Linked DNA regions of Homo sapiens: all the other regions are linked to region 2. The links are chromatin loops, found by intact Hi-C in ENCODE. Cell type or tissue: PC-3. All regions are shown on one strand.

What was found. A loop is a pair of places that touch in the nucleus more often than their neighbours do. Peaks named below come from ENCODE experiments on the same cell type or tissue, not always from the same donor. Only the 100,000 strongest peaks of a DNase experiment are listed, where the experiment ranks them.
Region 1: it touches region 2 in a loop (2.9-fold over the local background); 2 of 110 quality-filtered maps call a loop at or near these places.
Region 3: a loop joins it to region 2, with 4 times the contacts of the local background. A loop is called at or near these places in 10 of 110 quality-filtered maps.

What each region holds. Positions count from the first base shown.
Region 1 is chr20:59,845,395-59,853,394 of GRCh38, forward strand. PHACTR3 (phosphatase and actin regulator 3) reads left to right here. Exons shown (of 13, transcript NM_080672.5): 13 at 1,721-2,317. The coding sequence ends at 1,736. It also overlaps the pseudogene RNU7-141P. Among named protein-coding and RNA genes, the nearest start is that of SYCP2, 84 kb to the right of the region's middle. In PC-3, a CTCF peak has its summit at 4,840 (motif pointing left); DNase peaks (open chromatin) are centred at 297 and 4,827; H3K4me3 peaks cover 792 bases; H3K27ac peaks cover 1,490 bases.
Region 2 is chr20:59,921,928-59,929,927 of GRCh38, forward strand. It overlaps SYCP2 (synaptonemal complex protein 2), which reads right to left. Exons shown (of 45, transcript NM_014258.4): 3 at 463-532. The coding sequence starts at 486. Among named protein-coding and RNA genes, the nearest start is that of SYCP2, 7.7 kb to the right of the region's middle. In PC-3, no CTCF peak of the experiment used is centred here; a DNase peak (open chromatin) is centred at 4,224; H3K4me3 peaks cover 411 bases; H3K27ac peaks cover 531 bases.
Region 3 is chr20:59,778,454-59,786,453 of GRCh38, forward strand. All of the region lies in intron 7 of PHACTR3 (phosphatase and actin regulator 3), which reads left to right. Among named protein-coding and RNA genes, the nearest start is that of SYCP2, 150 kb to the right of the region's middle. In PC-3, CTCF peaks have their summits at 4,782 (motif pointing right) and 4,986; a DNase peak (open chromatin) is centred at 4,788.

The DNA.
Region 1 (8,000 bases), 77 kb before region 2:
AATAGAATGTACCTCAAGTAAGAATGCTGCCTGCTCCCATTATTTCCTTTAGGACTTGGTGAAAGGTGATATGTATGGTAACAATATCGGTTTATTTAAGTAGTTAATGCATATTTAACAAAAATAAGCCTCAAGGCAATGAAAGTAATTTTTCTGTGTATTTAATTCCCCTCTAATATTCAGAATTCCTCCAATTTATAGAACTCACCTGTTTATACTTACAGATTTTTGTGAAATTAGTCACTCCCCACCTTCACATTTACTTTTTCCTATCGTAAATTATTAGTCACATCTTTAACACAGCCAGCGTTCTCCTAAAGCTGAGTATTTGTTTCCTCAGTAAATATTTGAGTAAGTGCTGAGAATGCAATAGTGAATATGATAAAGGAGGCTCCCATCTTCATGGAGTTTATGTCCCATTGGGAATATATTGGCTGATTCTCCCATAATCAAGACTTTTCCCATTAAGATGAATATATTCTCTGTCTATGCTATGATATGCAAGGGATGACACTGGGCTTCTTAGTGATGACGAAGTTGGGAAAAGATTTAACTCTCTTTACTTATTGAACTGCATATTTTTTCAGTATTTCCCCCCACTTCTTTTCCATGGCCATGACCGGTAGTAATTATGTGAAGTTCTCAAACATCTCTGATTCTAAAGCAGATGACTGTGATGCAACAAGCCTTCAACTGTATCAGTTGCTTTGTCTTCTCCTTTATCTGAAGATGCTCAAGGCCCACATACAAAGAGAAAGGAAATCCTGCATATAGATACTGCCTTAAACTAAAATAATAGCTTTAGTTTTCTGTTTGTTCCAAAGTGGCCACTGCAATTGTTATCTGAAAGATTTACTCTGTAAGATTAATGTGGCTATAGAACAGAAACTAAGTACAATGGAATTCCACCTTAACCAATGGTTTTAGGGTGAATATATCAAGGGGAAGGGAAAGTTGGATGAATAGGAAAAAATTATGCAAAGAGTTTGTTTTTTAAGGTTCCCTCCCATGACTAACATACTTTTGGGGAGGAATAGGTCATATGGAGGAATAGGTCATATGAATGTTTAGGAAAAACAGTTTCAGTAAATCATGCACAATTACATTTAATGTTCATTCTGTCTTAAATAGAATGAATACATATTCTATATATTGCAATCTCAATTTTGTACATTTTCCGATTATACATTATTAAATGTTTAGTAAAGATGTTTATTGTCCTAAGTTGATAGCTTTCTAAAATAATGACTCTAATACTTAAAATGTGGTATAAAGACCCTAAAATTATTTCAACAATTCAAGAGTCAGAACGGTATTTTTGGTTATGAGATTTTAAGAGTTTTAAAATTACTATGAACATATTACTCTACAAAAAGTCATAACTCTACTATAATTTTCAATAATTTATTAACAAATTCATCATTTCTACTGATTTAGCAAAGCCCTGGCCTTTCTGTGTACTTCAAGGGCTTTTAACTCACAGGTTTAAAACTAAGTTCTAGATAGTCCTAAGAATTCAGCATATAACAGGGGCCTGAGAGTGGGGAGCCCTCTGAGACTCTACCCTATTTTAACCAGAGTAGCTCCATCCTCATGTTTTACATATGGGACTTCTGAGAATCTTTTTAATAGCAGCAAATTTATTTGTATAAGGTTTTTGGCTATTTTAACTGCTAGAAATGAATAACCTTAAATTCTTTGTCTTTTTTATAATCTCTAGATTCCACAGGCCATAGAGATTTTCTTCTGAGAAGAATTTGTGTTTAATTTTTTGATACCAACACTGAACATTCATCAGGGAACTTTCCTGAAGTTCAGCTCAAGACTACCCTACCTGCTGTGTTTGTGAGAAGAGTAGGATCACACACACAGGTGCAATCTTGACCACACTTACCTGCAAGAGGAGTAACCAGAGGACACACTTCCTTCCTTCTTTGGTGTCTGAGGAGTGTGAACTGTTGGGGTCAGTTAAGACCCAACATAACTCTATCAGAAGAAAACTGTTGTTTGCCTTTCAACCTTGTTTTACAGTTCTGCAGTGTAATGGAGGACGGGCAACGTGCATGTGCAGGCTCACCACTCCCAGGCCTCTGACATGAGGGACATGTGACAGTGTCATTCAGTATTATGTTCAAAAGACATTTTTATCCTGATCATAATTAATTTGAAAACTCTTTAAGTTCATGTTATACAAGATGATTTACTGTATTATACTTTTCCTTTTTTATATAATGTCTAACAAAAAATACAGCTGCAACATTTTGATTCCTGTTAATTTTGTTCTTTAATTAAATGACTACTTATTGCAGGAAATTAACCCAGGCTTTACATTTTCTTGTGGTTGGGATGAGTGGTACTTTAGAACAGGGATCTGTGAAACAAGTCAATTTTTACTTGTGAACGATCAGAATCCAAACACATGAATGAGAATTCCAACTTTTTATGTGTTTGGTTTGTGCCTTAGAAAATCAAATTGAGTGCCTTTAACCAAGAAATAAGCAATAATTTGTTGAAAAATTCTATCAAAATGAAAAGTATGCCTCTTTAGAGTATTTTTAAGCTCACCTCTGCAAACACTGTTAAAGAAAGGAAATTTACCCCAGCACAAAGGTGAAAATCTTGGCACAAAGGGGGAAACTAACAATACATGTTCCCTGAAAAATATTTTTAATTGGCTTTCAAATAAGTGTCCTTACAGAGATGAGCCTTCCCTCCTCCTTCCCTCCTGGTATACTGGTGAGGCAGGAAGCACAGTAACTTGGAGCATGACTTTCAGAGCTTGCAGAACTTGTGCACAAATCCAAGCTCTGTGCTATTCAACAAGTTACTTGTTTTTTCTATAGTATGGTCATATCTCTCTCACACAACATTGCTGTAGTATCTAAATAAGACAAAGTAGCTAAAGTGCTGGCACATTGCTGAGGACGTTCTGGGAATCCAATAAATGTTAGCTACTGATATGGTTGCCAGGTAGCACCTGGAGCAACTGAGTGTCCTCTATGACTTCTTGCCACATATGCTACCTCATTGCTTTCCACTATTTTTCCTTTTCTACTTAAGACTGCTACTGGGTCAGACGCCCACAGAAACTGCCAAGTCTTTATGTTAGCACTTTGTCCAAAGTGACTTATGATCAGTCCTAGAGACTAGCAAAACACACTATTCATTGAATTATAGTTTTTTTTAATAAGAAATTGTTATGGTAGAAAAATTCCAGCTCTACCTCTTAGCTGCTCTGTAACCTTCTGTGAATCAGTTGACTTCTCTGAGCCTCAATTTGTTTGTGAAATGTATCTAAATCCTTTCTAATTAGAAGTCAGTTAAATTTAAAGGATTTGATATATATATATATATATACATTATATATTTTCTGTTATTCATAACCCATTATTTGTAGCCAAAACTTTACCTCTTTTCTATCTTAAGCAACATATTAGAAGCTCTCTGTATTTAATATTCAATTTAAAATATTAATGGGAGCCCAAATTATGTAAAACTAAGATTTCAATTTCCCTCACATAGAAATATTAATATATTTACTATGAAACAGAAAAGGAAAAGGTGCTACTGTTTAGAAACCACCTTGGCCCCCAAAGTACAAAAGATCAGTACTGCTTAACAAAAGAACCAGGCAGATCCTATAGTTAGAAATGACCTGGTTAGATGGGACATATATTTAGTTTTTTCCCCAAGTCCCATAACTAGTGGATAATAAAACTAAAAAGGTAAAGTGCAGGATAACCAAAGGAGGGTTTGGACTGGTTCAGACTCAAAGGTTCTAAGATATCCTAAAACCAGCAGACATATTCACTTAAATCAAAATTTGTGGCAATAGTATCTAACTTCTACCATTGTGTTTTTATTATGCACAAACTATTACTCTATACTTACATATTTCATGTTCTTATCAGGTATTATAAGGGTTAAGAGATAAACTAAAATTGAATCAAGTATATTTACTCTCCACCTGCACATCACAACTATCAAGTTAGAGGAATAAAATTAAAAAGCAATTCACAAGTCATATTACACTGATGACATACATGTATATGTACACGCATTTGCATATATTTATAATTTGAAGAGAAAGTTTATATACTTAACAGCCAACAGATTTAGAAAAAACTATTTGTCCTACTGAATAACAGTATATATGAATTATCAGAATTCTTCATTACTAGTATTCAATAATGAGCTTTTTATGCAATAAATTTACAAATCATTTGCCCCTATTTTCAGAAAAAATTATTAAAGCAACCATGAATATTTAAATCATAAGTTCTGTTTTTAAGGAGTTCAAAACATTTTTACAAGCATGTTAGTAATTTAGTGAGAGGAAATTAAATATCTTCTAGAAACATCTAGTAACTTTTAAGCTAATGTAATAGAGGAAATACTACATTATATGACTTTGTAAAAAGTATTTCTAAAAAAATTTAAAGGGGGCTGGGCATGGTGGCTCATGCCTGTAATCCCAGCACTTTGGGAGGCCGAGATGAGTGGATTGCTTTAGTCCAGGAGTTCGACACCAGCCTGGGCAACATAGCGAAACTCCATCTCTACAAAACAAAAAATTAGCTGGGCATGGTGGTATGCGCCTGTAGTCCCAGCTACTAGGGAGGCTGAGGTGGCAGGATCACTTGAGCCCGGGAGGTTAAGGCCATAGTGAGCCGTGATTGCACCACTGCACTCCAACCAGGGCAACAGAGCAAGACCCTGTCTCAAAAAATATAAAAATAAAATAAAGAGACTTTGAAATCATATCACCTAAGTAATTTTTTGACAATTGAAATGGTGGTGGGAGCGGGGAGGAAGAACCTAACATCAAGACATCCACCTTGTGGAAAGATATGGTAATTACAGGCCTACATTTATTATACATTGGAAGTAAAGTCAAAGTTTTTAGCTATGTACCTACAGTCCTTCAACAACAAATTCAAGCTCAGAAATGCAAAATCCTAATCGTACTATTAAAACTGCTATTACTATATGCTTCCGATACCCATTTGTCTAGTTTTTTTCCAGAGACCTTTTTCTCCATTTTTCATATGAAAACATCTCAGAAGATATTCGTAAGCAAGTGAACATATGAAACTGAATATATGAAAAATATTTTCAAAAAGTAGATTTCTATAAATCCCATTTGCTTATTTAGCTGCAAATTTATTTACAGTGATGATACTAGGAACATACTACTAGTTCAAACAAAAAATGTTTGTTCGAATGAACAACAGAAAGTACTGGTTAGCAGTTCCATAGTTCTATGAAAATAGAGCAGTATTTTTAAAGTAATAAAAATTTTCTTAAAAAACCTTTTCAAAGTTTTTAATCTCAACTGTAAATCTTAAAGATATAAATGGGGAAATTCTAAAAATTCAGTTTTCTTACTAAGCAATGGGAGGAAAGAAATCTGGATATATGGTACATATGACAATAATTTAATGTTTCAAGTTGCAGACATGTTACATATGTGTATTATTCCTTTCTAAATGCAGTTTATTATCCCTTCTCAAAAATACATACACTGAATGTATTACTACAATTCAGGTGTGTTCCCTAAAAGACTGGTCTATACCACCAGTCCATTCTCTGCTTTCCAGATAGCCTACTTCTTAATTATAATGGTGACACCTGATGTGGCAGAAAGCACAATCTCCAGAACCACCTATCATCTTGCTTCAATTTTTACATTCCAAGTTAGATTTGTTTGTTGATATTATTTGCTGGTATTTTATTTTGCTCAAAATTCTACTTGTTTATTCATAGCATATATGATTCTTCCATACTTTAAGTTTTAATTAGATAAGAAACTTATACACTAACTGTATGTGGTTTAACTGTTAATAGGTGGTAACAGAATGGTTAAAGAACTAACTCCAGCAACTGTGAAGCTCAACACTAGGCACTGAACTCAGAGTTGGCAGAATTTGTCACTGTAGACTACAAATTTCATGTTGAATTAAATGCTGTATGAAAACCACTCCATCTATTATTCATTTAAAGGATCTGCTGGCCTTTTAAGTTGGTGTTGGCCATCCATAATACTACGATTTGGTGGCAATGAGATCACTACAGTAATGGCTGTAGAATTTAGTATTTAGGTTTCTGCCTAGCTATACTAACGTAAAATTTCTTCTCTTCCATGTCCTTTTCCATGTGTACTTCTGGGACAGTTACCACCTTACAGCTCTATTTGGTTGAGGACATGCGGTAAACCTACACCAGGGTGTTAGATTACAATCCAGGTAAGAAATTTAAGTCATTAGCTACAATGATCATTTATTTTTAATATGTTTAAAATAGAACAATCAAGAATTTTAGCTATATTAATTAATATACTCATTAGCCTCTGCTATGCAAAATTGATTTAAATCACTATTTCTGTGAAACAGTAAGATAAACTAAGGAAAAATTTTATAATAAAGAACAGAGAGTTCTGATCTATAAGATTTCCCTTCCGAACTTGAAGTCTGCAAACTACAGCCCACAGACCAAATCTGGCCAGCCCCTGCCCTTTTAGTGGCCAGTAAGCTAAGAATGGTTTTTATATATTTAAATGGTTACAATTGAAATGATTATAATAAGCACCGACGTGATACTCTGAAATTTGCCTTCTGGGCCACAAAGCCTACGACATTTTCTGTATAGCCCCTCAGGACAAACTTTGCTAGATCTTGCTCTGAACTTAAAAAATTTAAATAAACATATAATAGAACATTTTAGAAATGAATTACACAGAAGTCAAATAGCTAAATTGTTTTTAAATAAGCTTAAAACCTTTTAACTTCAAATCTATTCCAAATTTCAATACTCATTTATAAACCCAATTGTCTTTGTATTTGACTTGTACAAAATGTACATCAAATTAGGTAAATAAAGCCTCATCATTATTAAAGGCAAGTGTTTCATTAGTGTGACTTCCACTCCTCCAAGTTCCTTTTATTTAAAATTGTTGCTATCACAGCATAAGCTAAAAGTATATTATCTAAAGCTCAAGATGGTACAACATATTGATGTCACTCAACACACCTGTATTCCTAAAATGTTGTTCTCCTGTAGACGTCAATTCAGAATATTTTCATGCGCCTTTAAATAGAAAAACTAAAGCTAACCATTACAAATACATTGTCTTAACAATGAAGTCTATGTACATTTGATTTGCCTATATGATTCCTCTAAGGGTCCAATGAAATGGAAATCTGTATGATTCTGCATGACATTAAAAGCACACATATCCTCATTTTTAAGTAGGGAGTTCATCTCTGTTTTGAGGTGGGCATTCTGGTGAAAACTGAAAAACCTGCTAGACATATTCTAAAAGAGCTGTAACACCATGGAAGGGTTCATTTATTACTCATTTGTGTATCTAGACTTGAGCTCAGTGCATATCATATAATAGATGTTCAAATGGCTGGTTAATACTTTATCAATTACAATGAAAATGCTGACACCATATAGGACTTGAATTTTAGGAGACACATTAGTTCGCTTTGAACTTAGTAAATTCCTACTTAAAACTGCCGTATTGGCCGGGCGCGGTGGCTCACGCCTGTAATCCCAGCACTTTGGGAGGCCGAGGCGGGTGGATCATGAGGTCAGGAGATCGAGACCATCCTGGCTAACAAGGTGAAACCCCGTCTCTACTAAAAATACAAAAAATTAGCCGGGCGCGGTGGCGGGCGCCTGTAGTCCCAGCTACTCGGGAGGCTGAGGCAGGAGAATGGCGTGAACCCGGGAAGCGGAGCTTGCAGTGAGCCGAGATTGCGCCACTGCAGTCCGCAGTCCGGCCTGGGCGACAGAGCGAGACTCCGTCTCAAAAAAAAAAAAAAAAAAAAACAACAAAAAAAAAACTGCCGTATTCATTACTTTGTTCATTCACATTGTTGTAAGCCTACTTTTCCAGACACTCTTTTAGCTTCTGAAAATTGTGATGAATAAGACATACAAGTTTCCTACCACACAGAATTTACAGAAGTGGAGTTTGTGGAGGCAAGGCAGAA
Region 2 (8,000 bases):
ACATTATTAAAATCTGCCATCCTTGCTATTAAAGTACAACTTCATTAATAACAAATGTTCATACTACAACCTGATCACTAAACAGGTTTGGCTGTGAACTGCATACATGTTGAATAGATTATTAACACTTACACTTTACCTAAATACACAATATCTTAACCTCTAAAACTTAATACAAAAATATCCAAGCATAAATTATGCATGAATCAGTGCATAATTCTTTTCAATGTAAAAGGTAGGTATAAAGAATCAGCATTTTTAATACTTTATAAATATTCTTAACATAGCTTTTGCAAACATCTAATGAATACATGAAAGGACACTTTATTTAAACTATTCTTGACCATTTCATAAAAACATGTAAGCTTTATCATTGCTAAAAACATAGCACTGAATACCTATAAGTAAACAAAAAGTGATTTTCAGAATGAAAATACTTACTTTTGGTCTAGGACTACATACCTGGAGATCTGGTCTTATTGGCATTTTGACTTCATTTAAAAAAAAAAAAAAAGCAAGACAAAATAAACACCTATAAAAGAAAACATATATTTTCTGTATCTCACAATCTGTTTCATGTGTTTATCAGTTTAAATATCTTACACACATAAATATGCATTTGTTATTTATACCAAAGGCAACATTAACTTCCTCACTAAACACCTGTTTATTAAATTACACATTTGAATATGATCAAATAAGTTTCTAGAGAAAAGCCTGAAGATCATTTAGTCAAGCTCTTCCTTTTTATAGATTACTTAAATTAATGTCAAATATCCTGCCAAAAGGTCACAAAGCTAGTTAGTGAAAGAATAACCTGGATCTCCCTTTCCAGTGATTCCCTGCTATACTTGTTCCACCTCTGAGAACAAGGAAAAAAAAAAACTCTTGAATTAATGTGCAAATGAAATTTGGGCTATTAATATTCAAGAAAGGAGGAATATGCAGATATACTAACAATGAACAGGATCAAAATATGCAAGGAAAGGAGTGAGGAAAAGATAACTCAAATGCATTTCATATGTCCACAAGAGTGTTCAGGAAAGAAAGAACTCCCAGTTTCTGGTTGAATGCTGAAATTAAGGTGAGGACCTCACTTTCCCAAAGTTATCTGGGTCCTTAAAGACCATGGGATGCAAATACAAATAACTGCCACAAATTAATATATTGCAATATGGCTAATAGAAAATATCCACCAGGTTCTAAAGAGAGATTCCATGCTTATGAAAACAGGACCAAAAATAGATTAAATCACTTCAAACAATCCTATCTTGTGTGTTTCTGACAAAGATCAAAGATAAACGTCATTGATTCTCCCTGCCATGAACACCTAAGGAATTAACATTATTTTGGTCAAGAAAATGCAAATCATTGCTGTAGTCTTCCTCAAAGCTCTGTATCCCTATTGTGTTTTGTAGAATATGCATAATTATTTGCCTGTCTTTTTTGGAACAAAGTACTAAGGTTATTCTGAGAGGAACCATGTGCCTGATAGTATTATTCATTTATAAATAATAAAGTCTGATGATTATGTTTCTTACCATCTCATTTTAATAATTATGGGAATTTTTTTTTTAAATATTGTATGTTACAAAACTCCATGTCTACAAAAAAATTTTTTTTTAATTAGCTGGGTATAGTGGTGTGTGCCTGTAATCCCAGCTACTCTGGAGGCTGGGGTGAGAAATTGCTTGAGCCTAGAAGTTGAAGGTTACAGTGAGCTATGACTACAACACTGTACTCTAGCCTAGTCAAGAGAGGGAGACTCTGTCTCTAAAATAAACAAAAAGAATGCATGTCATCATTTCTAAGGTAACCACTAAATGAGTAGTGAAAGAATACGTAACTACTAAGCTAAGTGTGAGGAGGGAGGCTGTAATGTTTTCATTTTAATCAATCCAGAGAGAGAGAGAGAAACAGAAAGAGACCCAGAAGAAGAAAGAAAAACAGACAACACAAAGTAAGGTGATAGATTAAAAGTTACATATCAATAATTACATTGAAAGTAAAATATATTAAATACTCTGAAGAAGTAAGAATGTCACCCTCCCAATATGCTGCTCTGACATATTGACTATTTTAAATTAAAGGCACTCAACAAAAAACAGCAGGTACAAGATCACTCCCACCTTCATTCTGTTTCCTAAAAGCAGGAAATGAAATTCCCATGTGAAAGATGTCCTCTCTATACCAAAAGAGAAGTAATCTTATAATTAAGGAGGGGAAGTTAAAATTAAGAAAATCTGTACAACCAAACTTTGTTAAACCCACTCCTATCTTCCTAGTCATTTCTCCACCCAATTAACTACCCTAGCCTAAGGCCTCTTTGCCTTATCTTAGTTCACAACTTACTATTCTTTGTCCAATTCAGTATATAACTGACCCTAACTACTTCTTTGGGTCTTCATGTTCTTATGAGGGATCCTGTGTCATGTAAAACATGTATTAAAGAAATTTGTGTGTTTTTCTCCAGTTGATCTGTCTATGTCAATTTAACTCTAAAAGGGAAGAGGTAAAGTTTTGCCTCCCCTACAACTCCAATTAAAAGGCAGATTGTCCTCAAAGGATCAGTGCTTGAGGGATGGATACCCCATTCTCCATAATGTGCTCATTTAACATTGCGTGCCTGTATCAAAACATCTTACATACTCCATTGACACCTACTATGTACCCACAAAAATTAAAAAGAAAAAAGTTGGATTGTCGGGTAGGTTAATCATTTTTAAAACTATATGCTGTCCAAAAATATTATATTTTAAGAGATATACCTTAAATAAAGGGCTACAAAACAGTTGGAAATAAAAAGAAAAGATAGCTACCACACAAACAAAAGAAAGCTAATAAAACTATATTACTGTTGGATTTACCATAAAAGTCCAACACAGATGGTACTGAAAAGAGAATCCAGAAACAGACCTATACACATGACTTGACTTATGATCAAGGTAGAACATAAAGCAGTAAGGAAAGGGTAAGATAATCTTTTCAATTAATCTATACTGTTCAACTGGATGTTCATAAGAAATATAACAAAACCTCACTACTTCATACCATCTCATACCATATGCAAACACCATTTCCAGGTGGAATGAAAATTGAGAACAATTAAGTTTCTAGAACATAATATATTAGAACATCTTCATGACCTGCAATAAGCAATAAGCAAGATTATAAAAAGCTCTAACCATAAAAGACAACTGATAAGTTGGACAACCTTAAAATCAGAAACTCTTGTTCAATGAGAACACATGGATACAGGGAGGGGAACAACACACACTGGTGCCTGGTGGGGCAGCAGGAGGGAGAGCATTAGGAAAAATGGCTAATGCATGCTTAGTTTAATACTTACAGGTTGATAGGTGCAGCAAACCACCATGACACACATTTTCCTATGCAACAAACCTGCACATCTTGCACATGTAGCCCAGAACTTAAAATAACCTATTGATTTTCTCAATCCATGAGCATAGGATTTAACAAAAGAAAGAACTCTGTTGGAAAACATCATTGAGAGAACAAGGCAGGCCACACAGATGAAAGTATTTTTCTCTTGTACATTATTCACATGTGTGAATATTCACAACTGTTACTAAGTTATCTGGTTATCAGTTAATGTAAACATACTCTTGGAAACATGAACTGAATAAAAGGGTCCTATTTTGGCACCTCAGCCTATTTAATGTCATAGCCTCTGACCTTCCACCTTCAAAAGAGTCTATAACTCTGACCAGTTGCCTCACTTGTTAACGTATTGCCCTGGTAACAAGGTTATAATTGACATCTTTGATTCCTAAATGTTTTAAATAGAGGGAAGATTTCCTCATCAAACAGAGGATTACTGGGACTACTACTGCTCCCAAATGCATGTAGGTACTATAATTTATTATCAATCTGTTAGATTTCTTTTTTTAAGAAAACCAGAAGTTCATGAGTGTTCATTTAGATGAAGTGAAGCAGAACAATACTGCCTGCTTTAAAACCTCACTAGTTTGTCAAAACCTCACAGAGAACTGTGGAAATAATAGCTCTGAATTTATGTTTGTCTATAGGCTCAGAATTCTTCCTAACCCCACCTCCTAGTATTAAGGAAACAAACTTTAGAAGTAACAAAAGCAGCTTCCATTCAGGAATCTGCTGGGAGACAGTCTCCAGCCAAAACAAATATGGATTGAAGGAGGAACCTTCTCCTGTAAGACAGGTTTCATAAATCCAATAAATTCCATAAGGGATGGAATTGTGCCAACTGCCTCTGTAACAAGAAGAAAAATGTTTGCTCACAGCTATGTGTGGACTCTCACTGTATTAATTTCCTAGGGTTGCCTTAACAAAGTGCCACAAACTGGATGGCTTAGAACAGCAGAAATTATCTCAGTGTGGAGGCAAGACGTCTAAAGTAAAGGGGTCAGTAGGATCATACTCCCTCTGAAAGTGCTGGAAGAAGGATCTTTAAGCTTCTGGTAGCTGCCGACATTCTTTGACTTGTGGCAGTATAAATCCACTCTCTGCCTCCTTTATCACATGGTATTCTTCCTTTTACTTTTCACATTGTCTTCTATGCATATCTGTATCCAAATTTCCCCTTTTTATAAATATATATTGGGTTAGGGCCCACCCTAATAACTTAAATAATAAGTTAATAACTTAACTTGGTTAAATGCAAAAGACCCTATTTCCAGAAAAGGTCACATTCTGAGATACTGGGAATTAGAATCTCACATATCTTTTTAGGGGAACACAATTCAACCCATAACAGTCACTACATAAAGCCCAAACTTAATATTGGAATGCCAAAAACATGGGATTCAAAGAAGAAATAAAAGTTGAGGTTTTGAATGTACTGGGTGGGGAAGGAAAACATGTCATATAAGAGCTAGTAACCAGGGCAGCCTGGGTTACCCCCTTGCACATAAGGCAGCAATGCCATTACAGGGTGACATAATTATAGAAATTTTCCTCAAATGTAGTGCCAAAATTAGCCTCTTGCTGAAATATTTTCTCCATTTCAATTAAAGTGAAACAAGTCAGATTCTGGATAACTGACAGAGACTGGTCTACTGGAAATATATACCAGAACTTTGGCATTGGACAAACAGTTTCTGAGAACATATAACTGGTACTTCCTTTCCATGGAAAACAGCTGAAGCTACAGCTGATGAAAGAACTCCAACTCCACCAAAGAATCTGACTGCACTTGAACGTAATGAGATTTGTTGAGAATGTGTCTTTGGGACTTAAAAGTTTTGGCCTTTAGACTTTTAAATTCAGAAGCACAAAAAAAGGATTCTGGACACTTAAATCTTTCAGTCCTTGGTCTTTAACTTGTAAAGGGTTTTAATCTTGCAACCTTAATGTTCCCTGAGATGTTCAAAACAGAAAATCTTTACATTCAAATTTGTTGGCATTTTACTGCTGAAACATCTTTATGTATTGCCAAATACCTTTGTTCAGTATAGTACATCAAAGGCTCTACCATATATCTAGAGATAATTTGGAATGGGAAGTAAAACAGTGACATTTCTGCCTCAGATATAGAGTGGCATTAGGTTTCAATTTTCTGTTCTAACCCAAAGTAGAATCTTCTTCCAGGGTCAACATCTAAAGTTCTTCCACAATCCAAAGAGAATACCCAAAAGAAGGTAATGGCCTCATGAAGAAAGGAAAAGAACCATCCAGATAAATCTCCTCCAAAAAACAGGTTAATAATTAAGTGAACAAAAAGCTAGGAAATGTTAGAGAGAAATACCTTTTCCCTACTCCTAGCTTCCGTGAGAAAGACTGAGTATACCATCGGCCTCTCTCTATTTCTTTAATTTACATCACCACTGAGGAGCTGGAAATATTTGATTGGTAAATTTGGGAAGGAAAATGAGCCAGGCTCAGCTCAGGCTCACCCTTTTGTTTACATGAAAACTGAAAGAGGAGTTTCATGTTGTTTTCAGTTTTGTTCCTTCTGGAAGCTCTGCCCCTGTGAGAAAGTCAGTATTTTGTTCTGTCCTTTTTTTCTGGAGTCAATACAGTAAGCTTTCTCTTCCAGGGTGGAAGGTGAAAAATGCAGGGCTGGAAAGGTCTAACTCAATTACCTTGCAGTGCCTTGGGCAGTAAGTTTGCTCAATTCTGGAGCTCAGTATTAGCAAATTCACTAGGCCAACAACCTAAACTCACACCCATGAACCTAGCCAATATAGGACTAATGAAGGTTACGTTTCTTTTCCTACTCTGTCAGAACCCAGGAAGAAAGAGGAATGCTGTTTATCAGAGGACCTTTGAGAGATTCCAGCGAGGCTCAACATAAATATCTACAGTGTTCCTTTTTATATTAGCAATAATCAGACAATTGCATTTTTTAATATAAATAACTAAAATGAATAAATCTAACAAAAAGATCTTAACAAGAGATATGAATACATGGAGTTGTTCCTATTCATTAATGGAAGGACTTAACATTATAAAACCATCAATGCTTCACTAAAATAAACATCTGAATTTCTAAACTCCAAAGCAATTCCAGTAAAAATCACAAAATAATAATTTGAGAGATTTGGCTAATTCTTTTAAAACATGTATGGAGGAATAATGCTGCTCTAATACTAAAATAACTTTTAAAATATTAGAGAAGAAAAATCACCTTATTTGATATTAAAACATATTACAAAGTCACAAGAAATAACTATAAACAGTGAAGTATTAAGAATGGAAAACAAATGGATCAATAAAACAAAACAGAATTCAAACACATAAGCATATATTGGAAGTTCATATTTGAGTCAGATGGTTTCGCAAATCGGGAAAGGTAAACTGGTCAATAAATGGTCTGGGAAAAGTGACTTGGCATGTGGAAAAAATAACATTAGAAATCTATTTTGCCATAAAAAAATAAGGTCTAGATAAATTAACTACATGAATGTAAAAAGTAAATGTTTATAAACTATTAGCAGAAAATTCAGGAGGCTATCACTAAGATGTTCCAAGAGGAAAGAATTTAAAACAAATGCACAAAACATAAAAAGTAATAGATTTTAACTTTTTGTGCATCACTGTTTGTAAAAGAGAGGCAGCATACTAGGAAGACATTTGCAATGGAATAAGAGACTAAGGATTAACATAAAAAGTATTATTATGAAGAACTTAACAAATCAAGGAGGAAAAAAAAGCAATAACCCAACAGCAAAAATGGAAAAGAAGAAGAGGTCATTCAGAAAGTAAAACTCAACTGGCTAATAAAGAAATGAAAATGCTACCTCCATGGTAATCAGAATGCTAGTAAAACAATAACCAGTCCCCTCTCCACCATCCACCATATTGGCAAAAACTAAAGAGACTGATACTACGAAGTCACAGTGGGAATAAAGGAAATTGGAAATCATGTATGTACTCCTGGTGGGAAGCAAATAACTGCACTTTGAAAAAGAGTTTGATAGCATTGGGTAAAAATGTAAACTTGAATACCATATGACACAGTAGTTCCACTTCTAATTTTACACTTTAGAGAAACTCAGAAGCACAAAGGGAATATAAAAATATTTACTGAAGCATTTCTTCTAATATCAAGAAACTGAAAACTGCCTCTGTCAGTGTGTTGGGTGAGGAGGTAAACATGAAATGTGGTGAGTGATGCAACTGAATTCAGTAGCTGAATATAATGAAGAAGATCTGTATCTCAGAATATGGTGCATCTCAAACACAATATAAAGCATAAAAAATGCAGAATGAGATAATAGAAATTCTTTATGTAAAATCTAAAGTATACTTAATAAAGGCTTATATGCACTGTTATTGATATGTGTATATCTGTGTAACACCAGAGGATACTTTATTAAAGAAGGATACAAATACTGGGCATATGAACATTGGATGATTTGCACAGGTAAAGAAAATAACCCTAGGGATAGGGAATAAAATGGACCAAAAGACAAAAAAAAAAAGAGAATTTTAATTATTTATTTAGAGGAGTGTAGTAAAGCATGGTGTCTAGACTGAGAATACAATTGATTAAATTAACT
Region 3 (8,000 bases), 140 kb before region 2:
GCTCCACCGCGTTTAAAACATCGCTCAGTGCAGGAAGCCACCTGGCCGCTGTGTGGCAACACTTGGCCCCTTCTTCTCACCCAACCTTATTTCCCCTACGGCAGCGTCCCTGACGCCAATACCATTGGCTTTGCCCATGCAGCCTCTCTACCAGCACATGGGCTCCGCGAGACCAAGTCTTCGCCTCTGTAGTTCTTACTGTGCGCACAGCTCACGAGTGCTAAGTGCAAAATAAATATCAGTTACATGAATGAGCCAGAATGGGCCAATGGGGGATTAGAGAAGCCAGTGCCTGTAAAGTACTAACAGGTGCCAGGTCCAGGGAGCCCTCATCCCTGGACTGTTTCTCCCATGGCGTGGCTCAGACCTGAGCCTCTTGTTATTTGTTCTCGAAACCCAGTGTCTGTAAGTGAACACGGATTTTGAGCTGGGGTCTGAGAGTGGGGGAAGGTAGCACTCATTGTAGAAACTCATTCTGGAAACTGCTGTCGTGAACGTGGCCCAGGCCCACCGCTGTCTGCACCGTGCAATGTGTTACATGGGGTGTCATCTGCAAGCCCTGGGTGAGGCCCCCTTTCCTCCATGGGCCTTTTGTGGGCCAAGGTCAGGATTCCTGTCTGACCCTGAGAAACTCCTTGTTGAGGGCTGGGCTCATTGCACAAACTGGCAGGTATGTCTGAGGTGCAACCTCCAGCCATTTGCAAATTGAGGCTTCTGTGTGCTGGTCCCAGGGTATAGAGTCTAGGGTCCCTGAAGCCCTGAAATCAAGTGCAGAAAGCAGTGCTTTGCTTTTGTCACATTCTCAACTGTGTCCCCAATGCTCCAGAAGTGATAGATCTCTGAGATAAAATGCTGTGGGAAAATTCAATATTGGTCATACAGAAAGTATATAAATGTTGCTTTTTGGGGGGAAAATTACTCACAGTAGGAAAGGCCTGTAAGAGTATTTTGCTTTGCCTGGTGCAGACAATGGTGAATAATGGTTGTTATTTGCTTCTCTCTGCAGTGTGTTGAGTTCAAACCCCATTCCCACTGTCTCGCCTGATACATTGTTTTCACATCTCCATGGGGTGAAAGCAGAAAGCACCAGGCAGCAAATTAATCAATTATTAATCGCAACAACTACTATTTTATTCATTTATTCATTTATTCTCCCTCTCTCCCTCTCTTTCCCCTGTTGAGGGAGGTTTGGCAGACGTTGTCTTATCCCATGTGAAAAAGAAAATTTTTGTTATCAAACGTTTTTGTGAACTTCAGTTCTCTATTAGAATGGAGAATGCATCTGCATGAGAATTTAATTTTTGGAAATGGTGGAGGCCCTATGCCCACATGCACATGCGTGCCCACACACACAGGCTTGCACATGGGGTGCCTTCGTGGGTATGCCTGGTCAGCGGTGGGTGAGCAGGGCCTTGCGCTCATTCTCCAGTCATCAAAAGCGAATTTTATGAGAAACAGTCTTTGTGTTGTCACTGCCCCAAGATTTAAGTTTTAAAACCTGTCAAGAAAAAGATGTTTGTGTTTTGTCTTTTCTCTGTGCTGAACCCAAGAGTCATGACCACACCTGTCTGGTTTTTCACAGTGTCCCAGCTCTGGGCGCAGTAGAAACACGTGATGAGGGGGAGCGAGGGACTGAGGGGCTGCTATGGGAATCCGGGCTGCAAGGGAAGAACCTACTGATGGAAGGAAGCTGACTTCTCCAGAGCCCCCCAGCTGCCTGTGCTGCTGCTCCTCCTGCAGACAGCTTCTCCCAGGTGCTCATGACAGCAAGGCTGCAGGCTAGGACTCACCACTGTGTCTCACCTGGGCCCATGTAAGGACAGCACAGGCCCTCCACTTCATCCATGCTGTAGTCTTAGTCCCTTTGAGCTGTCATAACAAAATCCCTAGACTGGGTGTCTTATAAACAACAGAAATTCATTCCTCACAGTTCCAGAGACAGGGAAGTCCAAGATCAAGGTTCTGACACGTGGGGTTTGGCAAGGCCCCACTTTCTCATAGGTGGTGCCTTCTATGTGTCCTCACATGGCAGAAGGGGCCACAGAGCTCTCTAAGGCCCCTTTCCTAAGGGTACCAATCCCATTGGTGAGGGTTCCACCTAATGATCTAATCACCTTCCAAGACCCTACCCCCCGAATACCATCACATTGGGGTTAGGCTTCAACATAGGAATTTTGGGGGACACAAACATCTGGCCCCTGGCATTGGGAATGTCACAGGGAGGGCTGTCTGTGCAGCTGGGTGGGCCTCCGTCTCTGGGGCTTACTCTGCGTAGAGAGACTTGCTGCAGGATTTGACCACCCCACGTGCCTCGACATGTTTCTTTCTAGCTCTGTGACCTTGGAAAAGTTTCTTAACCTCTCTGTGCTTCAGTTCTATCCCTTGTAAATGGGGGTGACAAGAAAGTTCTTATGAAGGTCAACAGGGGTGCTCACCGAAGTATAGCTTTGTCTCATTGTGCTCAGTGAGCGTTCTGGTTGCCGTGGTAATCAGCACTGTCACCCTCATCATCACTGTGGTTAAGGAGCATATAGGAACAAGGAAGCACTGGGCATCCACCGCTCATCAAAATACTGCCTCACAGGCATGAAGCAAAGTTTAGCTCCCAGTTTGTCAATGTTCCGTAGCTGATTTGTGCTATTCCTCATTCCTCGGCCAATTCATCAGTGAGAGTGTTGATGTCCCTGCCGCTGCATAGGTACATCTGTTCTCCATCCAGACATGCAGTTACATGTGTTTGTGTAACTGGCTGTGGTTTTGCTTGCCTGCTTAGCAAGGGACAAGGGCAAGGGGAATTAATCACCGGGGTCTATGTGCCAGGACAGGCTGGCGGGGACCTTTGGGTTGGTCAGGAGAAACAAGCCTCAAGAAGGCCTCTCGATGGCACCTGCCATGAGCCACCCGTCCCAGACCAGGTTGGGTAACCCACGGCGCCCAGCCTCAGATTACTCTGCCCATTGGGATGACCCTGGGCAGGTGGTGGCACATCTGGGCCCTGGCTGCCTTTCGGTAGCTCACAGGTGATGTCAGTGACCCCCTTGTCAGGTTGTCCTGGGGGCGGATGAGACAACGCTCATGGAGGGCCTGGCCTGTGTGGGCACATGGCGCTCACGTGGTAGCCCTGCTGCCAAGGTTTTCTGAGGGTGTGTCCCAGCGGCAAAAGAAAAAAATCTGATATTTGTACATTATTTATTTATAAACTATACATTAGGGGTACCATGCTAATATACTGTGTACTTTATAAAATATACATGCAAGATAGTAATAAAAGGTGACCCGAGAGAGTGACTATGTACATATTAATATGTTCTAGCACAGCCTGCCCCACTGTGTCCTAGGAGTAAGGCCCTAGGAAGTATATTTCAGCAAGCACAGGGGGGTTCTAGTGCTGGTGCAGGAGTGAAAGAGTAAATCCTAGCCCCCACAATCCCATGAGTCAATTCCAGTCAGCTAGGCGGTACAAGAGTAAAGGGACATACGGGATTTCCCGGCTTTATAGATTTTTTTTAAAGCTTCTTAAGACACACCCTTGCTATGTATTCAGCAAGTACTATATGTCCCAATCTAGGCCTCAAGGATTCTAAGGAGAAACTAGACACAGTCTCCAACCCTCTAGGAGCTCATGACTGACCTTAAAAGCTGATGTTCACCATAAACTCAACAACGCAAAAGAGGGCTGGGTCGGGAGTTGAAAGGTGTATTAGTCCGTTTTCACACTGCTGATAAAAACATACCTGAGACTGGGTAATTTATAAGGAAAAAGAGGTGGTTGTTTTTTTCATTTTGTTTTGCTTTGTTTTTTGTTTTGTTTTTTCTAAGACAGAGTCTTGCTCTGTTGCCCAGGCTGGAGTATCGTGGCACGATCTTGGCTCACTGCAACCTCCACCTCCGGAGTTCAAACAATTCTCCTGCCCCAGCCTCCCAAGTAGCTGGGATTACAGGTGCATACCACCATGCCTGGCTAATTTTTGTATTTTTAGTAGAGGCAGAGTTTCACCATGTTGGCCAGGCTGGTCTGGAACTCCTGACCTCAGGTGATCCACCCACCTCGGCCTCTCAAAGTGCTGGGATTACAGGTGTGAGCCACCACACCCAGCCAGAAAAAGAGGTTTAATGGACTTACAGTTGCACCTGCCTGGGGAGGCCTCACAATCATGGTGGCAGGCAAGAGAGAATGAGAACCACGCAAAAGGAGTTTTCCCTCATAAAACCACCAGATCTCATGAGACTTATTCACTACCACGAGAAAAGTATGGGGGAAACCACCCCCATGATTCAATTATCTCCCATTGGGTCCCTCCCACAACACTTGGGAATTATGGGAGCTACAATTCAAGATGAGATTTGGGTGGGGACACAGCCAAACCATATCAAAATCCTAAGACAAATGTGTGACGCCAAGAATGTGGTGACACGGGCATTTGATGACATGGAGAACGTTACACGGAGAGAGGCAACACTCAGGCAGTTCCTGGTACTGTCTAAATGTAAAGAAAGCCTTCTTTGCAGGCTCCGGGATCCTTTCCCCAGTAGACATACTTGTAAAAAGTGAATGCTAACGTGTTATTTGAATGCCATTTTAAGTGTGGGGAGGGTGTACTGAAAGGCTTCGTGCAGTGTATGCTTCTGTAAAGTGAAGAGCCACCTGCAGCGAGTGAGGACTCCCCCACAGTCGTCTCCATGGTGACTTCACAGAACAGCAGGCAGCCCCTGCCTTTTCTTGAAAGTTGGGGCTAGAGATTTGAAAGGCTGTGGAAACCCAGCCACTCCCTGCACTGACACCAGATGGCGCTGGAGATGCTCGCTGGGATGCAGGATGCTTGTGAGAACCTGGTCTCAGGACGACCTGGTGGGCGTCTTGCAGCGGAGGCAGGTCTGGCCCAGGGTGGTTCTGGCTGAGCACCAAGCAGCAGAGCTCTCAGAGTGGGAACGCACAGCCCCAGTGACAATCAGCTGAAACAGGGCTGCCCCCCGCCCCGCCCCACCCCGGCCCTTTTTTTTGTTTGAGCTATTATTTCCCATCAAGTACCTTGATAAGCACTTTTCATGCATTTTATTGCCTAAGTCCCTTGACAAGGTGATAAGACAGCTGCTATTACCGCTTTTTTTGTTTGTTTGTTTGTTAACAGTAGAGGAAAATGAGGCAAAGAGAGGGGATGAAACTTGCCCATTTTGAATCCAGGGCTTTCCAGCTCCACAGCACATGACTGTAGCCTACTGTTCGTCCAATGCGTAAGCACATCATAGGTGCCAGGCACTGCCCTGGGTGCTGTGGACACAGTGATACAAGCCAGGGTCCCAGCCCGCAGGTGCCTGCAGCAAGGGGGAGGCAGGAGCCCCCAGGAGGTGATTTCAAGATTGGGGCATGAGCACCAGATGGACACAGGCAAAGAGTACTCTGTGATTTGTGCATCTGAAAGCAGCTGTTCTGGGCCAGCCGTGTGCTCTTAAAAGCATTGGTAGGAACTGTATCCGTCTCCCTGGGGCCTGGGCCTCTGCACTTTGCAGGCTCCGCAAGGGTGAAGGTCAATCTTGTGTGTCCTCTTGGCTGAGCTGTTCCACCCAGCTATTGAAATGCTAGTCTGCATGTTGCTGTGAAGGTATTTTGTAGATGTGGTTGTCACCTGCAGTCGGTGACTTTAAGGGGCTTTGAGTGGCCCTCTCCAGTCAGTTAAAGGTTTGAGAATAAATTGGAGTTTCCCAGAGAAGAGGAAATCTTGCCTCAAGACTGCGGAATCCACTCCAGCCGCTGGCCTGCCCTCCAAATCCAGGACTGTACAGCCCCCGCAATCGCATGAGTCAATTCCTTAAAATAAATGTCTTAAAACACACACATATGCACATATATGTGTGTGTGTGGATGTATATATATATATATGTGTATATATAGAATGTGTATGTACAAACATGTATGTGTATGCATATGTATATGTGTGTGTGGTGTGTGTCTATCCCATTGCTTCTGTGTCTCTGGAGAGCCCTGACCCAAACACCAGGTGACTCTCAAGAGCTGCCAGGGTGGAGAACCAAAGCTTTAAAATGAGGAGTCCTGGTCATCAAGGTAAAGGCTTTCCACATAGGGACAGCTTGAGCCTGGGCGTGGAGATGAGACGCGTGAGGTGCACAGGGTAGCGTGGTTGTTGCATAGCCCAGTGTGAGACCTAGGGACTGGCCAGGGAGAGAGACCTTTATTCACCCTGTAAAGAAAGCTGGAATTCAAAAGACACCAAAGTGTGAAGCCTCTGAGGGTTGTCCCAAGTCACTCACCTCCTGGCTATGTGGCCTTGGGCTACACTGTGGGACGTTGTCATCTGCAAAATAGGAAAACTAAATCCTAGCACCTGCCTTATAGGGCTGCGGGGAGATGACATGGGAAACGCATTCAAAGGCTGCCTCTGGGCCTGGCATACCGCAAGGGCTCATTCAATCTTGGCTGCTCTTGCTGCCACTGGTGGGAAGCAGTGTGGGATCTCCTGCAGCTGAACTGATCTTTCTGGAGTGCAGACCTGATGCCGTCTGTCATGATTCAAGCCTTGGAAAGGGCCCCAGGACTTTCCGAGGGTGGGAGGGTGGGCTCCAGAGAAAAGACAGGGAGGGGCCATGAGGAGGCTCAGGCAGGAGGGGATGGGGTCTGCAGGGAGTGTCAGAGTCAGCTCCAGCTGCCGTAACAGGATACCACAGAGTGGATGCCTGAAACGACAGACGTTTGTTTTCTTACCATTCTGGAGGCTGAAAGTCCAAGAACAAGGTGATTTCCAGTGAGGCCTCTCTCTGTGTCTTTATAGGGCCGTTCCCCTGTGTGCTGGTTGGTGAGAGTGGGTGATGAGTACTCTGGCCTCTGTTTCCTCTACAGGGACACCAGTTCCATCAGATCAGGGCCCCGCTCTTGCAACCTCCTTTAACCTTAGTTACCTCCTTACAGGCCCTACCCACAAATACAGTCACATTGTGGGTCAAAGCTTCAACTTGTGAATTCTGGGGCAGAGCGGTGGTACACAGGTGAATCATAATGTGGGAGACTGAGGCAGAGAGGAGAAACTGGCAGGAGCTGGGGAGTGGGGATGGTGCTGCTGGACTCCATTCTTGCAGCTGTGGGCCCCTGGCTGCAAGAGAAAGCGCAGAGGGGAGGAAGCGGGAGATGATTCGCCAGCGACCTGAGTTGACTAGAGAGGGGCCCTGCCCAGCTCCACGCTGACAGGGACCATATAGTCAGTCAAGAGCGTTTATTGAGCACCTCCTGCATGCACTGTGAGGAAAGCCAAGTCACATCCACAGAGGAAGGCCGTGGTCAGCAGCACCAGCATCTGTCCAGTGGGTGTGTCCCTGGCATGTTGCACCAGCACAGCGTGTGAGGTCCGATCCTTAAAGCTGCTTCATTTTGTTTTCCAGCAGCCCTCTGCATCCCCTGCTTCTGCATCCCCTACTTCATTTTGTTTTCCAACGGCCCTCTGCATCCCCTGCTTCTGGTTTTCCAACGGCCCTCTGCCTCCCCTGCATCCCCAGGTAGCACTAGACTTTTCTGTTTATTTGCAGGTAGTGAACTGCCACTGAGTCTGAGTCGTAAACACTGTTTGGATTCAGAGGTCAGAATATCCTTCCCCTGTGATGCTCAAACTTCTGAGTCAGTTCGGTGTTTTGCCAGCTCCCTCCTCAACTGAGCCCCTCTGTGGCAGGAGGCCTGGGGCTGGGATCCTCCCCTTTGCCCTGCTCATTCCCCAGCTTCTGCGTGTGTGCCCCCAGGGAGTGCAGGCTAGCCTGGTGTCTGGGGGCCTTGGCTGGGCTCTGAGCTCTGTGTGGCCATTCAGTTTGCCCACTTGGGTCCCAGTCTGTGGGGCTGGCACCTGCTGGAGGTTCAATTTCCCTTCAAAAAAGGTCATGGTGATCCCTCTGAGAATTACTTTGAGAACCTGACAACTCAATGATGTGAGATTGCCTACTCCAAGGCCCTTCTGTGGGGGACAGCGAGGGCTGCTGTGGCCTCCTGCTCCTCTCTCTTTAAG